Linked DNA regions of Mus musculus: region 2 is linked to region 1. Evidence: chromatin loops called from intact Hi-C (ENCODE). Cell type or tissue: left cerebral cortex. All regions are shown on one strand.

Evidence for each region. Peaks named below come from ENCODE experiments on the same cell type or tissue, not always from the same donor. Only the 100,000 strongest peaks of a DNase experiment are listed, where the experiment ranks them.
Region 2: it touches region 1 in a loop (10-fold over the local background); 4 of 42 quality-filtered maps call a loop at or near these places.

Annotation. Positions count from the first base shown.
Region 1 is chr8:71,392,947-71,400,946 of GRCm38, reverse strand. Ushbp1 (USH1 protein network component harmonin binding protein 1) reads left to right here and starts at 5,146. Exons shown (of 13, transcript NM_181418.3): 1 at 5,146-5,233; 2 at 5,478-5,607; 3 at 5,776-5,897; 4 at 6,137-6,572. The coding sequence starts at 5,554. Babam1 (BRISC and BRCA1 A complex member 1) reads right to left here and starts at 4,092. Exons shown (of 9, transcript NM_026636.2): 1 at 3,927-4,092; 2 at 2,922-3,268; 3 at 2,497-2,555; 4 at 1,301-1,421; 5 at 1,140-1,218. The coding sequence starts at 3,218. In left cerebral cortex, no CTCF peak of the experiment used is centred here; DNase peaks (open chromatin) are centred at 4,164 and 7,918; H3K4me3 peaks cover 2,856 bases; H3K27ac peaks cover 2,042 bases.
Region 2 is chr8:70,571,983-70,579,982 of GRCm38, reverse strand. Ell (elongation factor RNA polymerase II) reads right to left here. Exons shown (of 12, transcript NM_007924.2): 2 at 7,073-7,120; 3 at 1,025-1,146; 4 at 727-890. Among named protein-coding and RNA genes, the nearest start is that of Isyna1, 18 kb to the left of the region's middle. In left cerebral cortex, no CTCF peak of the experiment used is centred here; a DNase peak (open chromatin) is centred at 4,830; H3K27ac peaks cover 1,354 bases.

The DNA of each region.
Region 1 (8,000 bases):
GCTGGCTTGGAACTTCTAACCCTCTTGCCTCAGCTCTGGGCTGACACTCCTGTACCCCAGCACCTCCCTGTGGTGGGTTTTGAATGTGACTCCACCTAGAATGCCACACATGGAATACTCCATTTGTGATCCCAGTTTGCTGGGACTTGGGCTCAGTCACTAGAGCACTTGCTCAGCACGCATGTAGCTACTCAGTGTGCTCAACACACCCTCATGCCAACACTGTAGGAGGTGGAAGCAGACAGACCAGAGGCTCAAGGCCATTCATCCTTAGTTACACTGTGAACTCAAGACCAGCCTCAGCTACAGGAGAAATAATCTCAAAAATATATTAATTACATATTTGATGTCGGGTGGTGGCACATGACTTTAACCCCAGCACTTGGAAGGCAGAGGCAAGTTGAGCTCTGTGAATTTGAAGCTAGCCTGGTCCAGGGTAAGTTCCAAGACAGCTGTATAATGAGAGAGATCCTATCTCAATCAATAAATATTGAAAATGAAAGAATTGGGCTGGAGAGATGGCTCAGCGGTAAGAGCATTGACTGCTCTTCCAGAGGTCCTGAGTTCAATTCCCAGCAACCACATGGTGGCTCACAACCATCTGTAATGGGATCTGGGGCCTTCTTCTGGTGTCTCTGAACAGCGTACTCATCATATATATAAAAAAATAAATAAATAAAATCTTTAAAAAAAAAATGAAAGAATTATAGGGCAGTGCTAGAGACATGGCTCAGTGGCTAAGAACACTGACTGCTCTTCCACAGTCCTGAGTTCAATTCTCAGCAACCATATGAAGGTTCACAACCATCTATACTTGGACCTGATGACTCTGGTACATATATGCAGATATAGCACTCATAAACATGAGAGAGAGGCAGGGGAAGGGGAGACAGGGAGGAGAGGCGGGGGGGGGAAAGGGGGGAGGTGGAAGAAGGGAGAGAGGCGAGTTGGAGGGGGGAGTTGAAGGCATGGTTCTGAAGCTCTGTAGTGTTACTCTCAAGGAAAACACTGATTCCCGGGTTTGTATTTTTTGGGGATTGGCTGCACAACTTGGGCTGTGTGTTGCAGGGATCCCACAGTACTACTGAGGCCCCACTGCATCGTCACTGAAGTAGGGCTGGGGACAGTGACAAGGATACTGAAGGTGGAGCAGGACGCCGTCTCCAGGTCATACAGGCAGCTGCAGAGCTCACGTGGGTCAGAGGTCAGGCCAGACAGCTATGGGAAAGTCAAGACTTTGGTGCTGGGTCCCAGTCCTGAGGTCCACCAGAGTCCCTGTGTTCCCCCCCACCCCCCTTACCCAGGCGGAGTCGTCATTCACTACAACCAGTGCAAATTCGTGGCTCTTGTCAATCTTGTGCTTTGTGCGAACAAACATCTCAACCATCTTCTGAGACACATTCAGGGCGTTTGTCCTAGAGCTGAGAGGGAGGTCAGATGACAGAGGTCAGATAATATCAGCAGGGTGCCGAAAGCCAGGTGTGACAGTGTTGGTTGCCAACTAGACAACATCTGGCATTAACTAAAACCCAAGTGGCTGGGCACACCTGTGAGGGATTTTTTTTTTTTTCTTTTTCTTTTTCTTTTTCGAGACAGGGTTTCTCTGTGTAGCCCTGGCTGTCCTGAAACTCACTTTGTAGACCAGGCTGGCCTTGAACTCAGAGATCCACCTGCCTCTGCCTCCCAAGTGCTGGGATTAAAGGCGTGCGCCACCACTGCCCAGAGGGATTTTTTTCTTAATTAAATCATTTGAAGTGGGAAGATGCACTTTTAGCCCAGATCTCTGATGTGGGTAGAATCCACCTTTACCCTGGGCCCTCTGCCTGCAGCCTAGGTGAAGGACATGAGAGAAGGGACACTTTGCTTGCTTGCCCTTGCTCTGCTCTATTTAGCAAGTTTGCTCCTTCACTGGCATCAGAGCCTACTTCTTCATGATTATGGTGCCTGCTAAGGAGAAGCTGAGACATCCAGTCTCATGGACTGAACAACTGCTGGACTGTTGGGTCTTCCGCTGGCAGACAGTCATTGGAGGACCAGCTGCACCACAGCCTGAGAGCCACTCTAATATGTCTCACTCATATATAGAACACCAATATACACCAGGTTAGCCTCAAACTCACTGTGTAGTGTAGGCTAGCCTCAAACACACTCTAGAGCACAAGCTGCATTGCAAAGGTGGACCCTGAACTCCTGATGCCTCCATCTCTGCCTCCATCAGCGCTATAATGGCAAGTGTGTGCCACTGGCTCCTGAGCCAAGGCCAGTCCAGATGTAACACCTGATACCCCAGGCTGCCAGGGGTACACACAAAGCTTCACGAGCTAGACAGTGGCCTAGCCCATCACCTTGAGGCCAGCTAGGGTTGGCTCCTAAGAGTGTCATACATATGGACACAGCCTTGGAAGTGTCAGTGTCACGAACACCTGAATCCTACTGGGTGGAGGAATGACCCTATGCATTCTGAGCTGCCTATGTCCAAACTCAATGCCACAGTACCCATTAAAGGACTCCAGCTTTGGCACAGACATCTCCTCCGAAAGATCCAGACAGATGATCTGAAACATAAAGAGAAGAAAGAGAGTACAGGACCAAACCAGACTACAGCCATTACAGTTATTACAGATTGGGTGGGTCCTAGCCAGCAGAGCTCAAAAAGGGCTCAGGGGTGGAGCCTCTGCCTAGAATGGAGGGGGAATGGCTATAGCACAAATGGAAGTCCAGGTGCCACAAAATAAAAATAAATAAATAAATAAATAAATAAATAAATAAATAAATAAAAACAAGAATCTAAATTCAGTGACGTTTAAGCTACCAAGTGTGTGATGTTCATGGAACCTATAGAAAACTGAGGCAGCAATTTAGAGGAGTGGCCTGTCTGAGGGTCTCCATCCCCTACATCTCCAGCCAAGACCCTCACATACCACCTTCTCTGGACAGTTGACCCTTGGTGTTCGAATCTGGACCTCAGATGCTGATGCTGGTACTTGCCAGGGCTTAGGCCCGGCTCCTGGGACACTGGCTGCCCCGCCATCTGCAGTGGCTGCCTCACCCTCGCCCTCGCTGCGGCTGCCCACACTGGCTTGAGCTCCCAGGGCCCGGTCCTCAGCCCCCTCTGGATTGGATCGAGTGTGAGGCCTGGGCTCTGATATCGTCTCCTCTCCTTCTTCTTCCTCCTCTTCCTCCTCCTCCGTGGGGCTGTTCGCCTCTGCCACCTCCATGGTTCCCGAGTGGTTAGATGAAGGGGGGATAGTGGAAGCCAGGATCCTGCCTTAAGAGTTTGTAAAGACAATGGTTACTAGGAAGACAGAAGATGGGCACGAGCCCCTTACGCACAGGAGTCTCTGAGGGCTACAGAATGCTACCATAAGACAGTGTGTCCAGAAACCACCCTCAGGTGAAGTAAGTTTTTTCGTTTTCTTTTTTGTTTGTGACAGCTCCATGTGGCCCAGGCTGCACTCTAACTCTAAAACTATACGGCTTATAATGGCCGGGTACTTCTGTATTCACCTTCCAAGTGCCGGAGTACACCGCCGCACATAGTTTAGGTGGTGCTAGGGACGGATACCCAGGGCCTCATGCAAGCTAGGCAAACTCTTTACCAACTGAGCCACAAGCACTGTTCCAACTGAACTGCTGTTCATCCTTAGCTTTCCGCTGTTTACACAGGACGAACACCCCAGTTGCCTGGTCACTGGGTATTCGACCCATTAAGGCCTCCAGTGGCTCCCACACCTGGGAGACTTGGTTTGTGGAGCCGAAAAGATACAGTTGAAGTTTCCCAAAACTACTTTTCCCCTGAGGCGGCGCCGGTCCGGTCCCTAGGGAAACACAGGAAGCCCAAGTGACCCTGCGATGGATGCGCGGTTTTAGGGGTGGCATCTCGGGACCTCGAATCCCCCACCCCTAAGTCCTCAAGAAGAACGAACCTGGAGCTACAGCAATCCGGGTCGAAGTTAGACCACGGCGACACAAAGCTCACGCGCGTTCACAGTGCCGCAGGTTCCACTCTGTAGCCTGGGCACCGCGGCCAGTCAATCAGGACTCTAGGAAGCCGCCATCTTCCTGGCCGGAAGTTTGTGCGGCGCTGCCGAGACACCTTCTGGGAAATGTAGTTCAGTGGCCCTCGGGACATGGAAGCTGATAGGCTGAGGCGTTCTGGGGGTGTGGCTTGGAGTGGCTGGAATGGGGCTGAAGATGGGTAATACTGGGAGTGGGTGTGATCTGTGGTGGATAGAAGCAAAATTGGGCGTAATTTGTAGTTCCGGTTTAATCACGCTATGGTTCTCAAGGCTTCTGCTGAAATAGGACAGAAGCCTGAGCTGGGCGGGGCCGTTTGATGATTGACGGGGTAGGACTTGGCTTGGACTTGCCAAAGGCCTTCTCAGTTACTTATGTAACTTAGGTTGGCATTCATTCACTAGTACCTTGATGAGGACTGGTGGTGCACACCTGTCATCCCAACACTCCAGAGACCCGGAGACGAAGATCGGGCGTTTAGACCAGGCTGGGCTAAATGAGACGCTGTATAAAAACTAAAATGTAAAGAAAAAGTAAAGAAGGCAGCAGACACACTGTGGACAAGCTTATTGTTGCCAGTGCCTCCAACCGCCTGATGCAGCAGTTCAGACTCATTGAAGAGAAACGTTGTGGGCTACTGAGCAGGTGCAGGCTCTTGCCACCAATCCTGAGGGGCCTGAGTTCGATCTCGGAGACAAGTAGGACCACCACAGACAAAGATGAGTAAAGCAAAGTAATGAAAAATAAAAGCTGTGCAAATGCTGAAGCCAACTCCTACAGTTTTGGTTTTTTTTTGGTTTTAGAAACACACACACACACACACACACACACACACACACACACACACACACACAAAGACCTTCACATTAGAGCGAGTCCTGGTGAACAGGGGACACAAAAAATCCAAAATGAAAATGGAAGGTTTGGCCTCGGGTAAGGGGATACTGATATCTTTAGAGCGGGACAAAGGTCCTGGTCCTCCATCCTCCTCCCGTTCTGGAGGAAGCCGGCATCCTGGAGAAGGAAACGAAACAATAACTGTCCATGTGATCAGGGTAGGGGGGCTTCCTGTTTCCCAGCCCCTCCCGGGCCACTTTTGGCTATCGCAGCCTCAGTAGCCAGTGGCCAGAATGGCTTGAGATATGCCCTGGATCTCAGGCCTTTCCCAAGGTGCTCTGGAGAAGCAGAGAAGAGCGCAGCAGGGTCAACCCCCAGGGTGAGGGAGTTTGATGCTAAGAGCCGTAGGAAGAAAGAGGATTTTAGGGTCCCTACCCAATGCTTCTATGGGGGGTGGGGCACAGATAAGAGAAACGCCTTCAGACAGCTGAGGGGAGAAGAATGCCCAGTAGAGATGGGGGATGGGGGAGTAAGGAACAAGTAGATAGTTAGTGGGCACTATTGGAGAGGTATATGAATATTTAAATGTGTCAATCGGAGTAGACACCCCAAAAATCCTACAGGAAACAAAAAAACAAAAAACAAGGATTCTAAGGTGACGAAGGCAAGAACTGAAAGCAGACTGTAGTGACAGAGGCAATGAGTGCCCGGGCCACACGGCCCCGAAGCCGTCGAGGGAGGCATCCTCTGCCTGTAAGTGTGCCCCTCTTCCTGCCACACTCAGTCCCATGGATCCTGGGAACCCAGGCCTGCTAGGCTCAGAGCCCGTGGTGGTGTAGGGGAGTCCTCCACAGGTGGAGCTGGATATGATGGCCAAGAGACTGTGTGTGTGTGTTGGGGGGAAACGGGGTTCATTCACAGGGGGAGCTAGACCCTGTAGCTGAGAGCTCAGAGGAAGTAGATGCCAACAATGGACGCTTCGAGACTAAACCTGAGCTGCATCAGGAATACCTTGGTCCTGGCCTTCAGAGCCCAAGGAACTGGTAGGATGCATTTAGTATGTACCCTATATTCTAGCCCAACACCCCAACACCCCCCCTGCACAAAGCTGCCTCCTGCCACTCACCTGCCCATTGCCTCTGCTGCCTGCCTCTCTCCTCTTCCTGTTTATCCTCCAGCCATGCCGCTCATTCCCTACTCTACCTTCCTAGCGACCCTAGGGTTAGCCCTCCAGGTCTCTTCTGAGCCTCAGGTGGCTGGGGTTCCCCCACTATCTTCACAGGATCAAGGAGGGTTGTGATGTGGGATCCCATGCGGTTCTATCCTTGAGCCCAGAAGAACAGTGCGAGCCTGAGGTGGAAGCCCACCAGGTCCTGCAAGAAGCCCCCCTGGATAGTGGCCCTGCTGAGATATCAGTACCCAGTGTGTATGAGACCTTGCAGTGCAGGCTGAGCTCCCTTGAGGCAGTTGTAGCTGCCTTGCGCCACCACTCGCTAAGCTTTCCAAAGTCAGTGGAAGCAGAAGACAGAGACCAGGGGGCTCCGGGGCCCTTTGGTGATGAGAAAGAAGACGCAGGACCTGGACAGCAGGAGGCTGCTCGCCTCATAGAGAGGAACGCCTGGCTGCGGCTAGCCCTGTGCAACCGGGAGGATGAGCTGGCATGCACTCAGGCTTCACTGCAGGACGCCCAGGCAGAGAAGGAGACTCTGCAGAGACAGGTAAGCTGGTGACTGGGGAAGAGGCAGATCCAGCCTTGGGAGCAGACACACTGATGTGGAACAGTGACAGATGTGCCAAGGAAGTGACCAACAGAGACAGCACAGTGAGAGGGAGAGCAAGGAAGACAGGCAGGCTGCACCCCATGATCTTAACACTCAGGAAGTCCAAGAGGGACAGTCTCCACTCAGGTGAGCCCTGGCTAAGACCAACTTTGTTCTCAGCTGTAGACTGAGTCCAAGGCTAGCCTGGATTACAGACCCTACCTATGTCAGTTGCACTACACACACACACAAACACACACACTAATCCTGTCTTGGGGGGTGTTTTTTATTTTTCGTTTTTTCGGATACAGAATTTCTCTGTGTAACAGAGCCCTGGCTGTCCTGAACTTACTAGGGTAGACTAGGGTGGCCTCAAAATCACAGAGATCCACCTGCCTCTGCTTTCCCAGTGCTGGGATTAAAGGTGTGAGCTATGCCAGACTTATTTTAGGGTTTCTATTGCTGTAATAAAACACCTCAACCAAAAGCAACTGGGGAGGAAGAGATTTATTTCATCTTAAGACTCTCAGGCCACACTCCATCACTGAGGGAAGCTCGGGCAGGAACCTCAAGGCATGGAGGGATGCTGCTTACTGGCTTGCTCCCTATGGCTTGCTCAGCCTGCTTTCTTATAGAACCAGGACCAACAGCCCAGGGATGGCACCACCCACAATGGGCTGGCCCCTCCCTCCCCATCAATTGTCAATCAGAAAAGTGTCCACAGGTCCATTTCGGGGAGCATTTTCTCAATTGTGGTCCCTCTTCCAAAATGATTCCAGTTGATGTCAAGTTCACACGAACCACCACAGATCCTGAGATCACTGTGGCTGGAACAGAGTGGGAGAGATGAAGGCGCGTGGGGGAAGGCCACAGTATGCAGGGTGTTGAAAGCTAGTGTGCTCTGGTGTGTGGTGGATTCTGAGGGGAACTGACCTGCTGCAGGCGTTCACTTGTGCCATCTGATGACTGTGAGCGGAACAGTCTGGCGGTGGACCATAATCCTGAAGGTGGAGGAGGGGTGAAGTGGCCCGGGGCGTTTAGTGGAGGTGACCAGAAACCTACAGATTATGGGTGATGTTAAACCCAGATATGGTGGGACAAGCCTGTAATGATAAGGACTTCAGAGGCTCAGATGAGAGGATCACAGTTTAACACTAGCTTTGACGAGATAGGCAAATGTCTCAAAACAAAACTAGGACAAGTAGGGATACAGAATCCTCCAGTCAGGGCTGTGGGCGTGACTGGGGGGGGTAGAGTGACAGCCTAGAATCCTCCAATGAGGGGCTAGGGGCGTGGCTTAGCACAGCTTTCAGAGACTTCTCACAACAACAAAAATGAATTCTCCTGAATGTAGTGGGCACACTTGAAATCTCAACTACTTGGGAG
Region 2 (8,000 bases), 820 kb after region 1:
AAAAAGAAAGAGAGAGATGGCGGGGGCGGGGGAGGGAGAGAGGGAGAGAGAGAGAGAGAGAGAGAGAGAGAGAGAGAGAGAGAGAGAGAGAGAGAGAGAATATACACACATATACACACTATCAAAAAAAAAAAAAAATTAAGGGCTGGTGAGATGGCTCAGTGGGTAAGAGCACCCGACTGCTCTTCCGAAGGTCTGAAGTTCAAATCCCAGCAACCACATGGTGGCTCACAACCACCCGTAATGAGATCTGATGCCCTCTTCTGGTGTATCTGAAGACAACTACAGTGTACTTACATATAATAAATAAATAAATCTTTAAAAAAAAAATTAAAAACCTCATAAAGATAAGACAGGCCCGTTTCCTTCCCTGGGAACACTTGATTAATGGACTGACCCCATGTTACCAGTGTTCACTCACCTTCCAGTCTGCAGTTGTGGCCACAGTGGCCTATGAAGGAATAGCTAGGAAGAGCTGGAGAACAACTAAGCAGGGCCTTGACCTACCCATACCTCTGTACCTCTCTGATGAAGATCAGCAAGGCCAAGAGCTGCGAGAGGGTGGCTCACTCAGGGCTCTGTCTCACTTGGGGCTCCCATGGCACCTGCAGCCACAGCCCCCAGCCTCCCGCCCTTTGAGGCTGGACAGATATCCCCTGCCTAGGGAGCACGTGCCCAAGCTTCTGCTCCAGCTACCTCTGATCCAGCCTGCTGCTTGCCACTCACCCATGTATCGGCCTCCAGCCTTAATGACGATGGCACTTCGGCTCCGAGTCTCCTCCTCTGCCTGTGCCATGCTCTGTCGTGCTTTCTGGTAGGAGTCATCAGTAGCACACACCGTGACCTTGTCCTGGATGCTGCCCAGGCAGTCCAGGTGTACATCCCCATAGCTGTAAAACAAGAGGAAGTTTTGCCATTAGGGTGTTTCTCGAGCCACGCCATGCCAACCTACACCGGAAGAGAGGCAGCAGTCTAGCTGTGGTAGTTTTGGGGTCCCTGGGGGCCTGAGGGCAGGTAGACTTACCTGGATACATATTGTTGGATGCAATCAAAGCTGCCCTGAGGGCTGTCGCGGCCAATATTGGAGAGGTAGAAGGAGAAGGCCCGCACCTCCTCTGGGCAGTCAGGCTGGGGTATAGAGATGTGCTGTAGGGAGAGAGGTGTCACTGCGGTTCTTGGCATGGGGAAGCTGCAGTACAAGCCACACTCACAGATGCCAAGCACTGGTTACAACATGCAACCTGCATAGTAGGGACACATGGGCACCTTCCTCTTTGGCACCTTCTGGCATAAAAGGACAAGATGGTCACTTAAGCAACATAAGAGCTCAGCCCAGGGAGCTGGTGAGATGGCTCAGTGGGTAAGAGCACCCGACTGCTCTTCCGAAGGTCAGGAGTTCAAATCCCAGCAACCACATGGTGGCTCACAACCATCCCTAACGAGATCTGACTCCCTCTTCTGGAGTGTCTGAGGACAGCTACAGTGTACTTACATATAATAAATAAATAAATTAAAAAAAAAAAAAAAGAGCTCAGCCCAGCCACTGGGCTCTGGAGACACCATTATTTGGGGCTATATGCCACTCAGGCTTTCTGCCTGGCCAGTGTACCTGCACTGGAACATCTGGAACATCCATGCAGGTAAAGCTCATCCAGCAGCAAGAGCAGCCACCAGGACAGCTTGTAGCCTTTCTAGCCTAACATGCCTACAGACACAGTACACCCCACCCTATGTCTGCACAGCCTCCATACCAAATGGGAAAGGTCCCCACCACCTATGTCTGCCTTAATGCAAATGCATGTGGTGCATGTGTGTGTGTGTTGTGAGACAGGGGGTCTTTGTGTAGTCTTGTCTGTCCTGGAACTCTCTGTAGGCCTGGTTGGCATCAAGCTAATAGAAATCCACCTGCCTCTGCCTCTCCAGTACTAGGATCCACTACCACCTCCTAGCTTAAATGTGTTTGTCTTTTGAGATAGGGTCCCTAGCCTACCCAGAACTCAAACTCAACAATGTGGCCTAGGTTAACCTTGAACTCCTGTTTGTCCTGAGTCCGCTTCTTCAGGTTTGGGATGACACATGTGTACCACATCTGGTTTGCTTGGCACTGGGGATGAAGCTCAGAGATCTCAGGAATGCTGCAAGACAAGTGTCTACCCACTGAACCCAACTTCAGCCCCAGATGCTTTCATCAGCTCTAGAAAGGGACAGGGTGGTCTGCACCCAGGATCTAATAAGTCCTCTGAGCCATCTCTCCAACCCTAAAGTGTGTGTGTGTGTGTGTGTGTGTGTGTGTGTGTGTGTGTGTGTGTGTGTGTGTGTGTGCACCCAGGATCTAATAAGTCAGACCCTAGCCTGCCTCTCAAACCTCACCCAGGAGTAAGGTGTACACACACACCAATCACAGGCACATAGCACAGACATGCACACACACATACACACACTGCAGCCTGCAAGAAGCCGTGAAGGCAATGCCATTCAGATTCATTCTACCTACTAAGGTCCTGACTGTCCTTCCCGGTATGGCTTTAGCACTTTGCTGGGCTAATTGGCATCAGGAAGCAGGCACCTGGCTATGGGCGCAGGAACTGCAAGGAGTTTCTGAGTATGCCCAGCATGTGGAGCCTCCATGCCACCTGACTCTGGCATATATTTCAGGCTTGGGTTGGAGTTGACACTCCCTTGACACAAGCCCTGAGATACATGTGGCTACTGTCACACCCAGTGACAGTTAGACTCCTTGCTAATGTCCTGATCTGGGTGGACACCTGGGCTCTACAAAAGATCTCACACAGGCTCAGGCAGGGCACCATGTACCACTCACTGTTGGGGGCTCTGACTGAGGCTTAGAAAGGTAGCTTTGTACCGCTAGGGACAGGGCATACAGGGTGCTGACGCCATATCATCTAGGCCACAGTGGAGGTGACAGGTAGGGGAGCTACTCAGGGCCAGGGTTCAAAGGGAGCAGGATTTGCCATGGTGAATGTTTCAGTTGTCCAGTGGGTAGTGGCAGCATAACCTGATGGTGTGGCTCAGGGCCTGCTCATGTCTAGGATGGCAGGCAATGCAGTTGCCACTTCTAGGTAGGGTTCCAGTTGTCCTGTGGATTGCTTCCAGCCCCAGTGACAGCTTGGCTCTAGGTTGTCTGAGGAGTGTGGGTGGTCTGAGGACCCAGGCCTGGGGGCCACCCTGCTGCTCTGGGGTGTGGTTACCAGGGGCACTGGCCTCACACAGAGCCCTTTTAGCTTTCACTGTAATCCTGGTTCAAGATGACCTGTGGGAAGGGAAGGGGTCTTCCATGGGAACTAAGGTGGGGCAGGGAACAGTTGAGAAGTGTTTTAAGCAGTATTTCTTAGTTTAAAACAAGAAGCAGTAAGGCTGGGCACATGGCTCAGAAGGTGAGAGCACTCACTGCTCTTACAGAGCATCCAAGTTCAGTTCTGAGCACCTATATGGCAGCTCACATGCGCCTGTACCTCCAGGTCCAGAGGATCCAACACCCTTTTCTGGACTCAGCTTGTGAACAACCACCTCTCCCAAGACATATACTCACAATTAAAAATAAGAAATAAACTAGGGGGTGGTGATAAACATCTTTAATCCTAGCACTCCAGAGGCAAAGGCTAGAGGATCTCTGTTGAGTTTGAGGCCAGTCTGGTGTATTGATCCAGAACAGGCAGGACTGCACAGAGGAACCCTGTCTCAACAACAATAACTAAAACAAAACACACACACACACACACACACACACAACACACACAACACACACACACACACACACCACACACAACACACATACACACACAACACACACAACACACACACAACACACACACACACACACACACACACACACACACACACACACACACACACACACACTTTAGGGTTGGAGAGATGGCTCAGAGGACCTATGTTCCATTTCCAGCAACCACAGGATGGCTCAAAACCATCTGTAACTTCAGTTCCAGAGACCGGACACAAAAATAACTATTTTTAAAAAGAAAAAATTTGGCTGGGCGTGGTGACGCACACCTTTAATCCTAGCACGTGGGAGGCGGAGGCTGGCAGATCTCTGAGACCAGCCTGGTCTACAGAGTGAGTTCCAGGACAGCCAGGGAGAAACCCTGTCTCAAAAAAAAAAAAAAAAATTCAAGGCCTGCCATAATAATTCAGTGAGATCTCCAAATTAAAAACAAAACAAAAACAAAAAGAAAAAAGTAAAATTTAAATGATTTATTTTCTGGGCACCAGTGCTTTGCCTGTCTGTGTGCCTGTGTATCACAGGTGTGCTGGTGCGTGAGCTCAGGAGAGGGCACGGGTGCCCTGGATGAGTCTCGCTGCTGCTCACTATGTAGGTGCTGGGAACCTAAGTTGAGTCCTCTGCAATAACAGCTACTGCTCTAAACTGCTGGAACATATTTCCTGCCCTGAAATTAAATCTTAAAAAACCAAACAGGGCTAACAAGGCTAGCCACCACATGAATTCTGTTTCAAAGAAATTAACACATTGCCGGGCAGGGCATGGTGGCTCATGCCTTTAATCCCAGCAGGCAGAGGCAGGAGCATCTCTGAGCCAGTCTGGTCTACAGAGTGAGTTCCAGGACACAGGGAGTACACAGCGAAACCCTGTCTCAAGAAAACCAACTATGAGTATGAGTATGAGACCAACAAAACAAAAGCAAACAAGGAATGCTTTTGAGGTTGTGTGGCCCTTGGTCTTCAAGACACACCCAGGAGCCTACACACCCAAGAGTGCTGCAGGGACGCCCACTGTCTGCATTGGCCTAATCTTGATCTCAGCAGGTCTCAGAGAACACACGGGGGATTTGGCTTCCTTCCCCTCCCCACACTGTCCCTTTGGGCAGCCTGCCCAGCCTCTCCACTAAGCTAACACTGGTCCTGAACATTTTGGAATTTTCCACATCCTTCCTTATGCGGTCCCTGTCTGCTCAGCTTGTGGGTCCTGATAACCTTTGGAGGAGGAACAACTCTTTCACAAGGGGTCACTTAGGACCATCAGAAAACAGATAGCTACATTACCATTTATCACAGTTATGAAGTAGCAACGGAAATAATTTTATGGTTGGGGGTCACCACACCATGAGGAACTGGATTAAAGGGCTGTAGTGTTAGGAAATTTGAGAAACACTGTCCTAAAAGACAGTACAACAGGCATGCCCAGTGGCAATCCAAGTCCTTCTACAGTCCCTGACTCTAGACACTCGGACAACATCTCAGTCTCTGACCATCCTGCCTCACCAGCTGCAAACATGGGTGGTGCACTCAGGTTGAACCATGTTACATAGCCACAGACACCAAGTATTGTTCATCATAGGGTCAGCCAGGCAGTAGTTACTATTGCTTAGAGGCTGCAGCTTCAATGCCCATACAGCCAGAGACCAAGGATGGTCCAGCTCAAGGTCTATGAAGGAGCAGGGCACACAGGCAAATGTTACAGGGGCCTGGGGTATGAGTATGAGACCCATGCCAAGGCACTGCTTCTGGGACTCTACTGACACCAAGGTCCTGGGTGGCCATCATCAAGTGGCATGCACTAGGTCTGTGCTGAACATCATAGGCTCCTAGAGTTGGGCTCTGGCTATATTGACTGCAGAGGCAAAAGGATACCAGATATCCATCCCAGTGGTGTGTGACATCAAGACCCTTAACAGGTGGCATGTTCTAAAGGAGGCTGAGGCAGAAGAACCATGAGTTTGGAGCCAGCCTAGGATGACAAGTGATGTAGTATTGTACTAAGGGCTAATGCCTGGGGCTTGCTGCTATGGGTTCCGTTCCCTCACTACACACAAATGAGCTGTGGCCTCTGACCAAAGCACAGAAGTGGTAAAAGACAAGGCTGGTACGACTCTTGTAGAATAAACCCATTGTTCATTGGCCACGATTATGGGACTGTGATGTCTATTCTTGCTCACCAACTTGACTACATCTAAAATTAACTAAAACCAACGTATTTGGGTACACCTATAAGGAAGGTTTTCCTTGATTGAGTCATTTGAAGTGGGAAGATGCACTTTTAGCCCAGATCTCTGATGTGGGTAGAATCCACCTTTACCCTGGGCCCTCTGCCTGCAGCCTAGGTGAAGGACATGAGAGAAGGGACACTTTGCCTGCTTGCCCTTGCTCTGCTCTATCTAGCAAGTCTGCTCCTTCACTGGCATCAGAGCCTACTTCTTCAGGATTATGGTGCCTGCTAAGGAGAAGCTGAGACATCCAGTCTCATGGACTGAACAACTGCTAGACTGTTGGGTCTTCACTAGCAGACAGCCATTGGAGGACCAGCTGCACCACAGCCTGAGAGACATTCTAATAAATCCCTTTTGTCTATGCATACACTATTGGTTCTGGTTCTCTAGAGAACCTGGAGTAAAACAGGGATGAAGCTATCCTTAATGGCTGTGTTTCCTAGGGCTTCATGGTCCAGCAACTGTAGGCTATGTGGGCAGCTGAAGCATGCCATGTTTCTGGTTACCGCTCACAGGCAGATGTAAGAGCTGACCTGTAGGATCTTGGCACCCTCAGGAGAGAGATGGAAACACTAGTGCCCCACCCAGCCTGACCTGGGGACTGCAGCCCCATGGCCAATGCCCAGGAGGGGCCAGTGGCCAAGATGACTTTTCCCACTCAGACATGCACATAGCCCCAGAGCCCTAAGAGACACAGGGAATGCACCACAGCCACCTCATCTCATGGGCTAGAGGGCACTGAACAGGCCAGTGGTGAGGCAGCAACTTCAAATAAAAAGTTATTTAGATAGGACTGGGCACAGACAAGCAACCCAGCGACTCAGGAGGCTGACAGGAGGATTTTCAGTGCAAGAACAACTCTCCCTCACAAGATCCACAAGGTGGTGAGGATGGGTGGGTGTGCTTTACACCTCGGGTTTGGAATGGCATCCACCTTTGAGAGGGCACCCCAAGGATTACTTCCAGATGACCACCCTCCTCTCACACATGGCCTTCACTGGGCGTAGGAGCCTGGCTTGGAACAACTCAGAGATGGTCAGGCCCTCCCTCTCCCATAGCTCATATGTGTCAGGACAGGGAACACTCACCCCTTGGCTTCCTTCAAATCGGATGGAAGGTCTCAGTGACACAGAATCCTAAAAGAGAACAAAAAGGGAAAGCTTCAATGGACAGACTGACAATCTATTTCTTCCAGCCACACAGGGCCAGAGCACACCCTGGGTATTAAAGGCTCAGAAGTTCTTCTAACTGCCAGAGCCAAAGTCACAGAATTTTGTCATAGGCTGTGACTCCCAGGGAGAGGAGGAAGCAAATCACATGAGGCTGGTCCCCAGCAAAGAACACTCTACTAGATGCAGCCCATGAGCCCAGCTGAGGTTCACATCACACATGCCTGCTGCTGTTGGTGTGAAGCTAGGCTAGCCTTTTGGTTTGGCTAGAGGTTTGGTCACTGAGTCTATGTAACAGCCTCTAAAGGAAACCTGCATGAAAGCTTCAACCCAGAGCAGTCTGCCCACAGTCCTCCAGGCTGCTTCAGTGAACCCTGGGGCCAGACCACCTTCTCAGAGGTGCTGCTGTCGGGAGGCTCTTGCACCTTCCATTTCCCCTCAGATGTGAGGCTCTGTACAGCTAAATACCTCTGTAGGCAGGTCAGCTTCCAAGGCTCAGGGAGGGCAGGGAAGGGCATGCTGTACATCCCCAGGGGACAAGTGGACAGTTTGTGGCAGCCACAACATTTGCACAAAAAATGGCACACATTTGCCCCCAAGGCAAAGGCAGAGGCCTCCTTGTCTTCAGAGCCTCTTAGTCACATCCTAGCAGACCACAGGGTCAGTCCCTCACACCCAGGTCAGCTCCTTAGCCATGGCACAAAACACTGGTGTTTCATACGGGGACCACATATAAGAGGCAGCATGCATGAAGACACTGAGGCCCCTAGCAGAGGGGTGGGGCCACATCCCCCAATCTCCCACCCAGTGGTCACAGAGTCTGCTCAAGCCCTCAGGTACAAAAACA